Linked DNA regions of Homo sapiens: region 1 is linked to region 2. A link is a contact called in ENCODE Hi-C or POLR2A ChIA-PET data. All regions are on one chromosome and are shown on one strand. Each heading gives the region's core, a stretch centred on a gene start or an enhancer-like site at or near the end of the contact. The rest is flanking DNA. Distances are from core to core; before and after follow the strand shown.

Region 1 (4,901 bases), core at 1,754-4,253, 5.9 Mb after region 2:
CAAATAAAAGAAAGAACAATCTTGCTTTAATATACAAACAAGGTCCATGGAAAGGTATTGCCAAACAAGCAAATAAGCCAAACAAACAAATGAACAGAGTGTTGGGAAAGCAGGACCCAGGCCGACTGGGCACCCAAGATATCCCGGGCCCTCTGAGAGCATTCTAGCTGACTTCATTGGGCATTTCTGCTTTTCTTTCAAAGAGTTCACATGTGTTCTCATCAGAATGGCTGTATTCACATCCCCTACCTGTTCTATGCAGAAATTCTCAGCATTTCCAAAGGGGCCTGTTTACTTCTGGAATCAAAACCCCAAAGAAAGGGGGGGTTGCAAAGGGTTTGAATGGCTCCTCCTGGGAAGCAAATCTAATCGGGAATGGAGCTGAGCTTGTAACCCAGCATCCTGGATGCCTGTCCTGTGATATAACCCCTGAAACACCACTCTTTCTGTTGGGGCCAACTTTATTAGAGAAATCTGTTAATTGGGGAACGGAGCGGGAGAAGGGAGAGAGCAATGGGATGTTAATATGATTTAACACTTGATGGGCTCTGAAAACAAATAAGGAGGGGGCTTCGGGCTTTAGCTTGGCACATTCGTCGTTCCACATACGTGTTACCAAAATGAATATATGCAACTAAACTATATGCGAGACTCTGGGGGCACAGTAACACAGACTTTGTGAAACAAAAAGGCATTTCTCCTGCTTCCACTGTGTCTCTTGTGGTGCCATTGTCTGATGCTAAGAACTCACATAATAACAAAAAACAATGCCCCTATGATGGGGGGAAAACTTGATTTGGCACCAGCCGTGGTGTTTTCCATGGGAATGATGGTGGGGGCTGTGGCCGACTGTGGGAATAGTGCAAATCAGCACTTTTTTGTAGATTTTCTTCAAGCCATTGTTTATTTTGGCTTTGGTCAGATCCGTGGCCCAGCTTGAAGATTCCCACTGGGCTTTCTGAAACTCGCAGACCTATGAGAGATGGAACAGGGATAAATAAATAATTACAAAACACCCTTCCCCCACCATGGCACTCATGCATGCGTGTGCCTGTCTTGGTGGTGCATGTATGTTGCAGTACTATACATCTGACCCATGCCACCAATGGGCAATTAAAGAGAAAGCAAGGTTTTCTCTGGGCTTAGCTGGTTCATTGTCTCAGTACCATCTTTCATTTGGGGCAAGAGAGATCAGAGCTGTTTCACACAAGGGCCAGTTTTTGCAAAATGGCATTGGAGAAAGCTTGTTTGAAACTGTGCATACATGAGGTCTTCCTAACATTTTTAGATGTTTACAGGCATTTCAACACGAATAACTCAGGTTGTGGTTCTCACAGAAGCAAAAAATCAGTAATTGTTCTAATAATGGAAGATAAACTTTTTTTTTTTTTTTTTTTGAGACGGAGTCTGGCTCTGTCGCCCAGGCTGGAGTGCAGTGGCGCTATCTCGGCTCACTACAAGCTCCGCCTCCCGGGTTCACGCCATTCTCCTGCCTCAGCCTCCGGAGTAGCTGGGATTACAGGCATGCGCCACCACGCCCGGCTAATTTTGTATTTTTGGTAGAGACAGCGTTTCTCTATGTTGGTCAGGCTGGTCGCGAACTCCCAACCTCAGGTGATCTGCCCGCTTTGGCCTCCCAAAGTGCTGGGATTACAGGCGTGAGCCACTGCGTCCGGCCATCAAGAGTTTTTATGACAATGTGTATGAAGCTGCCTTTGAGTAGGGTGGCTGCATCGCACACCTCCAGGGGGCAGCATTGTCTTTGTCCTCTATATAAATGGTTCCCCTGGAGGAAAACTCCAGGTGACCTTGCAAAGTAACCATATTTAGATGGGCTTGTCATAGAGATATTTTCCAAGGAAGTGCAGAAGAGTCTTGTTCACTACATCTTGTTCCTTTCTTAGATACAAGTTACATCAGAATAGGGGACTCAGGCTCTTGCCTGGGTCTGGATTGGAAGAAAAAGAGCTTACCATGGGCCAGAGTGTGCTAAGTCAGATACAATACACAAGCATCTTATCACACATTTCAATGATGTGGAAACTTAGGCCAAGAGAGGTTAAGGGACTTGTCCAAGCTCACACAGTCTGTATGCAGCAGAGCTGGGATTTGAACCCTTTCCTATGGCACCCTAGAGCAGCCTTCAATCATCCCCTGACACCTCCAGTACTTCCCAGGGCTGGAAAGCATCCATGATTGCGGACAGCAGTGGCAGTGAAACAATGTCAGCTGGGGTAGGGGTTTTCAGAGGCAAAAGGTGGAATTCAGCTGGGGAGGGGGGTGGTTCCTGAGCTGCCACTTCTGCCTCTCAAATTAAAGGGAGCCAGGTGTGGAGGCATCCTGGTGTGAGCTTTGCACAGCTGAACCAAGGCTGGGCAGAGGAGTGTGGAGAGGGATGCTGACATCTCCTCCCACTTCTGGAAAATAACTTTGCATTTGAAGGGAGAAAGGCATGAGTAAATCTGTAACTCGGATTTGGACGGCCTGGGATTTCATTTGACTGTGTGAAGGCACACACAGGTGCCTCGCAAGTGTGTGCGTGATTACGTATGTATGTGTGTCTGTGAGTAGGAGTGTTTGTGTTGGGGGTGGGGGGATCTTCTGGTTACACACTGGTTCCCTTCTTCCCATTTGGATTGGGGAGCTTTTATTTATTTATTTTTAAGTCATAGCAGCCACCATGTATGGGGACCTAACTATGTGCCAGGCATTGTGCTGGACACTTTCTGAGGCATTATTTTTCTGTGAAAAAAGTAGTTTGTTTTTATGCAGGTGCACCCAGAGACATCAGGTATTTTTTTCCATTCCGGTTAAAAGACAGTGTTCTACTCTGTGGTAAGCCTTGGGGAGAGGCAGGGAAGCCTGCGGGGACGGGCAGGGGCGGTCCCTGCCTCGCTCGCTAGTCTCCACCTTTTATTTTGACCGGTCCGATGGCGACAGGCTCGCACTAGGACCCAGGCGCCAGAGTGCCTCCGTCTGTCCTGTAGGTTCATTCAATCTCCCATACACACAGACTCACAGCGAGACCGACACACACTCCCATACACTCACACACACAACTGCAGGCAGCGAGGCTCGGGAAGTCAGGCCGGCTTTTCGCCCCGGCGCCTTCTCTGCTCCAGCCGGCCGGGTCTCCCTGGGGGCCCGGAGCTCGGCCGGGCCGCGCAGCCCCGTTAGAGGACGAGCTCGGCGGACCCCCGCTCCTCCATGGGCAAACGCGGGCGGCCGCGCAAGGAGGCGCGCTGCGAGGGCGCGGGGCTGGCCCCCGCCGCGCCCCCGGCTGTGCCCCCCGCCGTGGCCGCGCCCCAGCCCCCGGCCCTGCCCGAGGACCCCGCTGGGGCCAAGCCCAGGTGCCCCTTCTCAGACATTTTCAACACCAGCGAGAACTCGATGGAGAAGCACATCAACACTTTTCTGCAGAACGTGCAGATTCTGCTCGAGGCCGCCAGCTACCTGGAGCAGATCGAGAAAGAAAACAAAAGTAAGTTTGGGGGCCCCTGCTCTTCCTCGGCGCCCGGTTCTTTCTTTCTCGCCCACTTGGGCGACCCCTGTTGCGAGCTCGGCCCGTCCCCCCCCCGCCCAACATACACATCCAGCCCTTGGCAGTAAAGCCGATGACACCGGAGAAAGGACACGCACGCACAAAGCTGCTAAAGATGTAACAAAGACGGGCGAGGGGGAGAGGGGCCTGTCGGTGCGTCGGTCTGTCCTCTCCGGCGGGCTGGGGCTGGGAGGATGGCCCAGCGGAGGAGCGGGGGAGTGTTGTTGTTTGCTGACAACTGAGCCGAGAGCTCATCTCTTTGAGGTCGCTTTTCTTCCTTTTTTTTTTTTTTTTTTCCGGAGCCTTCTCAGGCAGACAAGTGTTGTTTTTCTGTTGCTCGTTCCTGGGTGGGGTGGGGATTAGAAGCCGAAAGTTGGAAACCATAGGCAGAGCTCAGAGGTTCCAGAAAGAAAACACACAGACACACACTACAACAATAACAACCAAACAGCTCTCCACGGCGTGGGCTCGGCTCTGTCTCTCTCTCTCCCTCCTACTTCGCCTTTTTCCTTCCCTCTAGCAGCAGGACTGGGCTCAGGCCATCACGTCTACGGACACAGTCCCCCTGCACGTCCGTTGCCGTGGGGTGCCACCGCCGCCCCCCCCCCCCCAAAGAAGGAGGCCGGCGGGGCCAAGCAACGCCAGCAGCTCGCCCCGGACACGCCGTCCTGAGCCCGGGAAACTTGGCCGTGGGGACGCGGCTAGAAGGAAACTTTGGGATCTTTGAGAAACAATAGTTGGGGAAGAAGGTGTGGGCTGTTCTGTGCTTTTTCTTTATTTTCCGGGAGACGGCTCTTGAGTGAGCGCACAGGGCAAGCAAGGCAAACGCCTTCCTGGTCGATTTCTACTCCCCCCACCCGCCCACCCCCAGATTCACGTGGATAGTAGTGCGTGGGTGGGGGTGTGCTGGGAACCCCACCCTGGCCTGGCTTCTTTTTTGTATTTATTTGTTTCATTTTTGCCCCTACCAGCCAGGTCACCCAGCTTTCCCCAGGCAGTCGACTCAGCGCCCTAACGGGGGCACGCGTGTGCAGCGTATCCAGCACCGTCCTCAGAATAATAGCTGTGAAAAGGAGGAAGGGAACTAGGCAGACAGACCGACAGATAGGGGGAAACCGGGATGTTTAATGTGTCCGAACAAGTAGGAAGATCAATGAGGCGCGAGTGTGTGTGTGTACGTGTGCGCGTGTGTGTGTGAGAGAGAGAGAAAGAAAGAAGAAAGGTCCCGATTGCAACGTGTCAGATCTTGCAACCTTCCCCCCACCCAACACAACAACCCTCAGACACAAAAACACCATTGCTGACTGATACCCCAGGTCTTCAGGGTTAAAGGAACCGTGTGTTGGCAGCGCAATTGTGC
Region 2 (5,353 bases), core at 2,081-4,580:
ACTTCCTCACTGATGAGAAGCCTATTTTGTTTAAAGTGCCTATCGACAGTACATAGTGAAATGCTCGGTTCCAGCTAATTAAGCGCTCAGCTGTACGGTGTGGAAACTAAGAGATCATGTATATGGAACTGTGAAATGGAGTTTCAGGAAGGGTTCTTGGACGAACTTGAGAAGGGCATTTGTGGGTGAATGGGACTTCAACAAGGAAGCAAGAGACCACAGATGGGGATTAGGGGTTTGGAAGGTCAGGACAGTTGTCTCACCTCCTTCCACTCGCTCTCTGCCTAGGTCAGGACCCTGCGTGCAGCCACCGCCGTTTCCCTCTGAGCCACACCTGGGGGCACTTACTCATCACCCTCATGCCAGGCCCCAAACTGGATCTGCCACCTCACACCGCCCAGAGATTAAGGAAAGTCACTTGATTCTTGGGCCAGGCTCCCCATCAGCCATCAAGGCCCGGCTTGCCTCTTTTCTTTCCTCCTCTGCCTCCTGCCAGATGAATTTCCCCTCCTTCCTCCACCTGGACTGAGAATGGGTATTTCCTCCTTTGACAGAGAAAGAAAAAGGCAACTGTTCTTCCCCCTTTCCCACGAGGGTTCCCAATTAAACTAGCTTTTTAAGCTTAAGTTGCTTCTTGGTCTATGAATGCCCAGTGATTAAGACTCACCTTCCAGGCTCTGGAACACTTAACATCCCTGTGCCTCAGTTTCCTCATCTGTAAAATGGAGTTAACAATACCTAACTCATACGGCTACTGTGAGGATTAAATGAGTTAATACAGGCTAAGTACTTTTGGGGAAAAAAAAAAAAAGCCTGGCGAATGTTAAGCCCTCAATAGTGGTTGTTTATCAGGGCTGCTGTGTGAATGGTGGACCAGGCAGTGTACTGCTTAAGGCACCTGGCTGAGGGGTGAGGATAAATCCAGCTCACATGCCACTTATCCAGCTATATGGCTTGGCTATGTCCACTCAAGTAAGGCCAGTATTTCTAAGAGGCATCAAGCCCCATCCTCTTGCCAAGACAGAGCACCTTATTCTAATTCATGCGAAGGACTGAATAGGCTAGCAGCAGCCCTGGAGGTTATCATGAACAGTTCTCAGCATCCTCCTGGCTCTGTACCCCTCCCCAGCAAGACTGGATGAGAGAAGGGTCCAGGATGGCCTGGTGTCATCCATAATAAAGTCCTGCTTCTCAGCTCCCAGAACACTTGGAGCACCCACCCCTTCCAAGCAGATTCTCCATTAAAGCCCCACAGGCTGCCGTGCCACCTCAACCCTACTGGGGCAGACTCTCAACTCGAAACATGGAACCTGAGTCTTGGACTCTGAAAGCACCTTCTCCTGCCCAGTTATTTTTTTTTGGGGGGGGGGGGGCAGCGGGGCATTGGGGGGTAGGTTAAAGACAGGGTCTGAACTCTGTCACCCGGATGGAGTGCAGTGGCACGATCCTAGCTCCAACCAAGTGATCCCAACCAAGTGATCCCAGCTCTAAGCCTGGAACTCCTGGGTTCAAGCAATCCTCCCACCTCAGCCTCCCAAAGCTCTGGGAAGACAGGCAGCCACCCAGCCCAGACTCTTTCCTAACTGTTGATGGCTACCTGTCTCTGCTGATAGCTGTGAAAGGAAAATACAACCTTAGGACCCCAAGCTCAGGATGCCAAAGGGAAAAGTTAAGCTTGGGAACTCAGTCATGCAAAAAACAAAACCGAAAACAAAACTGCATTCCTTTTGTTGCCAAACAGATAGCTATAATTTCACATGCTTACTTTATCTTACGTAAAATGTAGATTTACTGAGCATGAGAAGAATGCACCCAGGGAGAGCAGAGAGTCAGTATAACTACTTCATGGTTACCCACAAGTGGAGAAAATCCGAAGGCAGAATGGCCCAGAGCAGCCGCAACATACAGGGAATTAGCAAACAATGAAAGCCACTTAGGCACGAGGGCTGGAGGGAGGACTCAAAAACACAGCCTATTCTGTTTTCGTAAGGAGGAAAGACAGTAATCCACTTTTCTGATACTCTATTTTCAGGGCTCACCTGGGCCTAAAACTGCACCAACCACAGATGAACTTTAGCTGGCAGTCAGATAGACTCGGTTTGTAAAAGGCAAGAGCACTGGGTCATATCCAAAAAAAGAACAAGAAAATAGACCGCGACCCCGATTTAGATCCAAAAGACCAGAGTCCAGATTGCGACCAATATCTGGTACTCTACTGTTTGTGAAATGAGACCAGTATCTGGTACTCTACTAGTTGTGAAAGGGTGCTTTTCTCATACCAGCAGAGGGGCAAAAGGCAAAATGAGGCCCCTGCCTGGTTCCGTAAAATATTTTACCTTCCTGGTCGGTGGCTTTTTTTTTCTTTTTCTTTTTCTTTTTTTAAGAGAAAGCGTTTTGGATGGGGAGTCCCGCCCCGGGAGTCTTCACCAGGCGGCCAGAATGGCAAAGTCACAGGGATGGGGTTGAGGGTGGGGTTAGGGGTGAAGGGGCAGAGAGTTATTTGCAGCCCAAGAGCAAGTCTGCACAGCGTGAGGTCTGGCCCACTAATAGTCCCGAAAGAGGAAGCGGCGGGGATTTTATCCGGCCTGAAGCAGCCCCATAACTTCACTACCATGAACCGAGAAAAAAAAACTTCACGCCTATTCCTCCCTTACAGGAAGGGAGGGAAGGGGAAGGGGAAAAGGGGGCAGCAAATGAGCAGGGCGAACCGGCTTTTCTTTCTTCGGTAGCGCTCTGCTCAGATGTGAGAAGTAACGGGTCACCTGGCCACTAGGAACAAAAATGTGGTCCCGCTCTGGGCTCCGAGGCTGCGCGCGCCTCGAGGAGGAGCTGCCCGCAGCCCTGGCTGGAGCGAGCGCCCGGGACGCATCCCCCGACGCGGCGGGAACAGGATGCGGGACCGCGAGGAGACAATACGCCCGCCTGGGCACGCGCGCTTTAAGGGAAGGGGGTCTCCAAAGTCAGCCCCCACCCGGGAGGAGCAGGCGCCCGCGCTCCCCACACCCTCCTGCGCCCCCTCTGTCGGCAGCCATCTCCGACACAGCTCCTCCGAGCTCGCGCTCTCCATCGCGCCCTTCTTCCTTCAGCACACTAGGCTGCCCTGGGACTTACGATTGGCTTGGGTCCCCGGTCCCGGTCCCCGCCGCGGGAGGACGGCTCCAGCACAGGCTTTGCGCGCAGGTCGAGGGCCGAGGCGCCGCTGCTTGCAGGCGGCTGCGGTGGAGCTTGCGGCCCGGCACTTAGAGGGGCGCGGGCGGCGATGCCCCCGCTGGCTCCCACCTTCTGGCCTGCAGCGGCCGGCTCTACTGAACTTCAGAGTTACTCATTTCCTGGATGTCACAAAAACTTTTTCCTCCTTATAAGAACAAAACACCCGCCTCTACCCGCGGCCCCGGAAGCTCCTTAAGGAGGACCGTGTGGGTTTCGGTGGTTGGGCCCAGGATCCGCCGGGAAGACCTTCCCAGTGAGCCCCCAGAAACTTCCCCGGCACGGCAGAACTGGAGAGTGACTGGGAGAGACGGAATCAGGCCAGTGGAGTAAACTGGAGCGAGTGGACAGGGGCGCGGGGAGGACGCCCTTAAAAGTCGTCCTAAGCCGCGGAGCGGAAGGGGTTAAGTCCTTACCAGTCGGGGAGAGTTTTCTGCGGCGCGTTTTACAAGTGGCGGAATTCCTGGGGCCACCTATTTAGTCTCTTGGAGGAAAATATAACTCTAGACAAAACGCCAGCCTTTTTCTCTTTTGCAGCTTGAAAGGATTAAAATAGCTTACTACCGTTTTTTTTTTTTTTTGAGAAGGAGTTTCGCTCTTGTTGCCCAGGCTGGAGTGCAATGGTGGCGCTATCTCGGCTCACCGCAACCTCCGCCTCCCGGGTTCGAGCGATTCTCCTGCCTCAGCCTCCCGAGTAGCTGGGATTACAGGCATGTGCCACCACGCCCGGCTAATTTTGTATTTTTAGTAGAGAAGGTGTTTCTCCATGTTGGTCAGGCTGGTCTCGAACTCCCTTCTCGGCCTTCCGAAGCGCCTGGGATTACAGGCGTGAGCCACCGCGCCCGACTTTTATGATAATCAAATGCATGGTTGCTTTTCTCCGGGATTAACCGGGCACAAAGGAGAACAGTGACCGGATACTGTACGGGACAGGCGCGGTAGTTTCTGGTTACTGTTGTGACGGTAGATCAAGTGTTACTACCCCTATGTTAGAAACGAGAGAACTGAGGCCTGGAGGAGCAGCAGCAGCGTTCTGGTCGAGCTTAATAGTTTATGAAATCCATAACTTCTATTGTCTTCCCTTTGACCTGCCCAAATCCTACCATCAGTACAAAAGGCAGAGCAGGGTTTGAATGAATTCTCCATTAAGCGGCTTTGGGGGCACCAAATGCCAGTGAAGGCACATTGGGGAAATTGGAACACAGTGTCCAAAATGATCACCATTGCTACTGCTATTTGGTCTTAGATCACCTTTTTTTCGTCTTTTCCTTTAACACTCGCCTGGAAGACTTTTTGGCTGAGTCTGAAAGATAAACAGGCAATGAGAAAATGTTCTAAAAATAGACTCCCTGGCCCTTGGCCCAGGGTACTTTTGTTTTCAAGTTTCTACTGCTGCTCAAATTCTTTCCTTACGTAAGAGGTTATGGCAGAATTTTGGGGGCCAGTATGTGTGTTGGAGGTGGTGGGGGCGATCTGGGGAAACGGTCTTGAAAGAGCTGTATTTCCAAAATGTCTAGAAGTTGGTCCGGTGGGTTACTCACACCCTCCGCAAAGCAGGTGGGGGAAATTTCTGTGAAGTAAGAGCGCTGGGCTGAGCTTTGTCATCCTTGGGCTAAGAGTTCAGCGTTGTGCTGGAATGCCAAGGTTAGTGCTTGAATGCCCTCTGGGATTGTCATCCCGTCTGCAAAGTTGTTTCAGCAATTTCTAACCAGCCATGTATATTTATATAAGGAATATTTATTATATTTGTTTTGCTTTTAACCTGATGATTTCACCTTCTGTGTTCTGATTGGTTCCTGTCTGTTCTAAGGTCCACCCTTCTACCTGGCTTGTAAGTCGTTCATGAACTGGCCTCTGCTTATCTCACCAGCCTCATATCTCACTCTGTGTCCCACACAAAACTCCTTGCAGTTCTTGGAACCTGTGCTTCCCAGAACGTGATATGCTCTTTGATATGCTGTTTGCATGATATGCTTTTTCTCTCCCCTTGGATATTCATATGTACTCTACTTTCTGCCTGCCACAGCCACCCCACCTCCTCCTCCAAACTGTCACCCCAGTGCACATGCATGTTATTTTGCCCGACTAATTGTATGCTCAGTCTTCCTGTCTCAGAACAGGCAGTTACTCCTTCAGGAAGTCTTCC

Evidence for each region. A loop is a pair of places that touch in the nucleus more often than their neighbours do. ChIA-PET counts read pairs that join two places held with the same protein, here RNA polymerase II (POLR2A). Pooled maps may share reads with other maps.
Region 1: a loop to region 2 is called in a map of B cell, with 23 times the contacts of the local background. The contact joins the promoter of MXI1 here to the promoter of ITPRIP in region 2. A Hi-C loop is called at or near these places in 1 of 168 maps with a recorded cell type or tissue (B cell) and 7 of 50 pooled maps. POLR2A ChIA-PET finds 5 or more read pairs at or near these places in 1 of 52 experiments (WTC11).

The regions. Positions count from the first base shown.
Region 1 is chr10:110,204,602-110,209,502 of GRCh38, forward strand. MXI1 (MAX interactor 1, dimerization protein) reads left to right here and starts at 3,004. Exons shown (of 6, transcript NM_130439.3): 1 at 3,004-3,481. The coding sequence starts at 3,208. RefSeq lists an enhancer at 1,085-1,585 and a silencer at 3,175-3,254.
Region 2 is chr10:104,335,135-104,340,487 of GRCh38, forward strand. It overlaps ITPRIP (inositol 1,4,5-trisphosphate receptor interacting protein), which reads right to left and starts at 3,331. Exons shown (of 2, transcript NM_001272013.2): 1 at 3,112-3,331. It also overlaps a transcript of CFAP58 not described here. RefSeq lists enhancers at 2,009-2,208, 4,957-5,251 and a cis regulatory region at 4,474-5,353.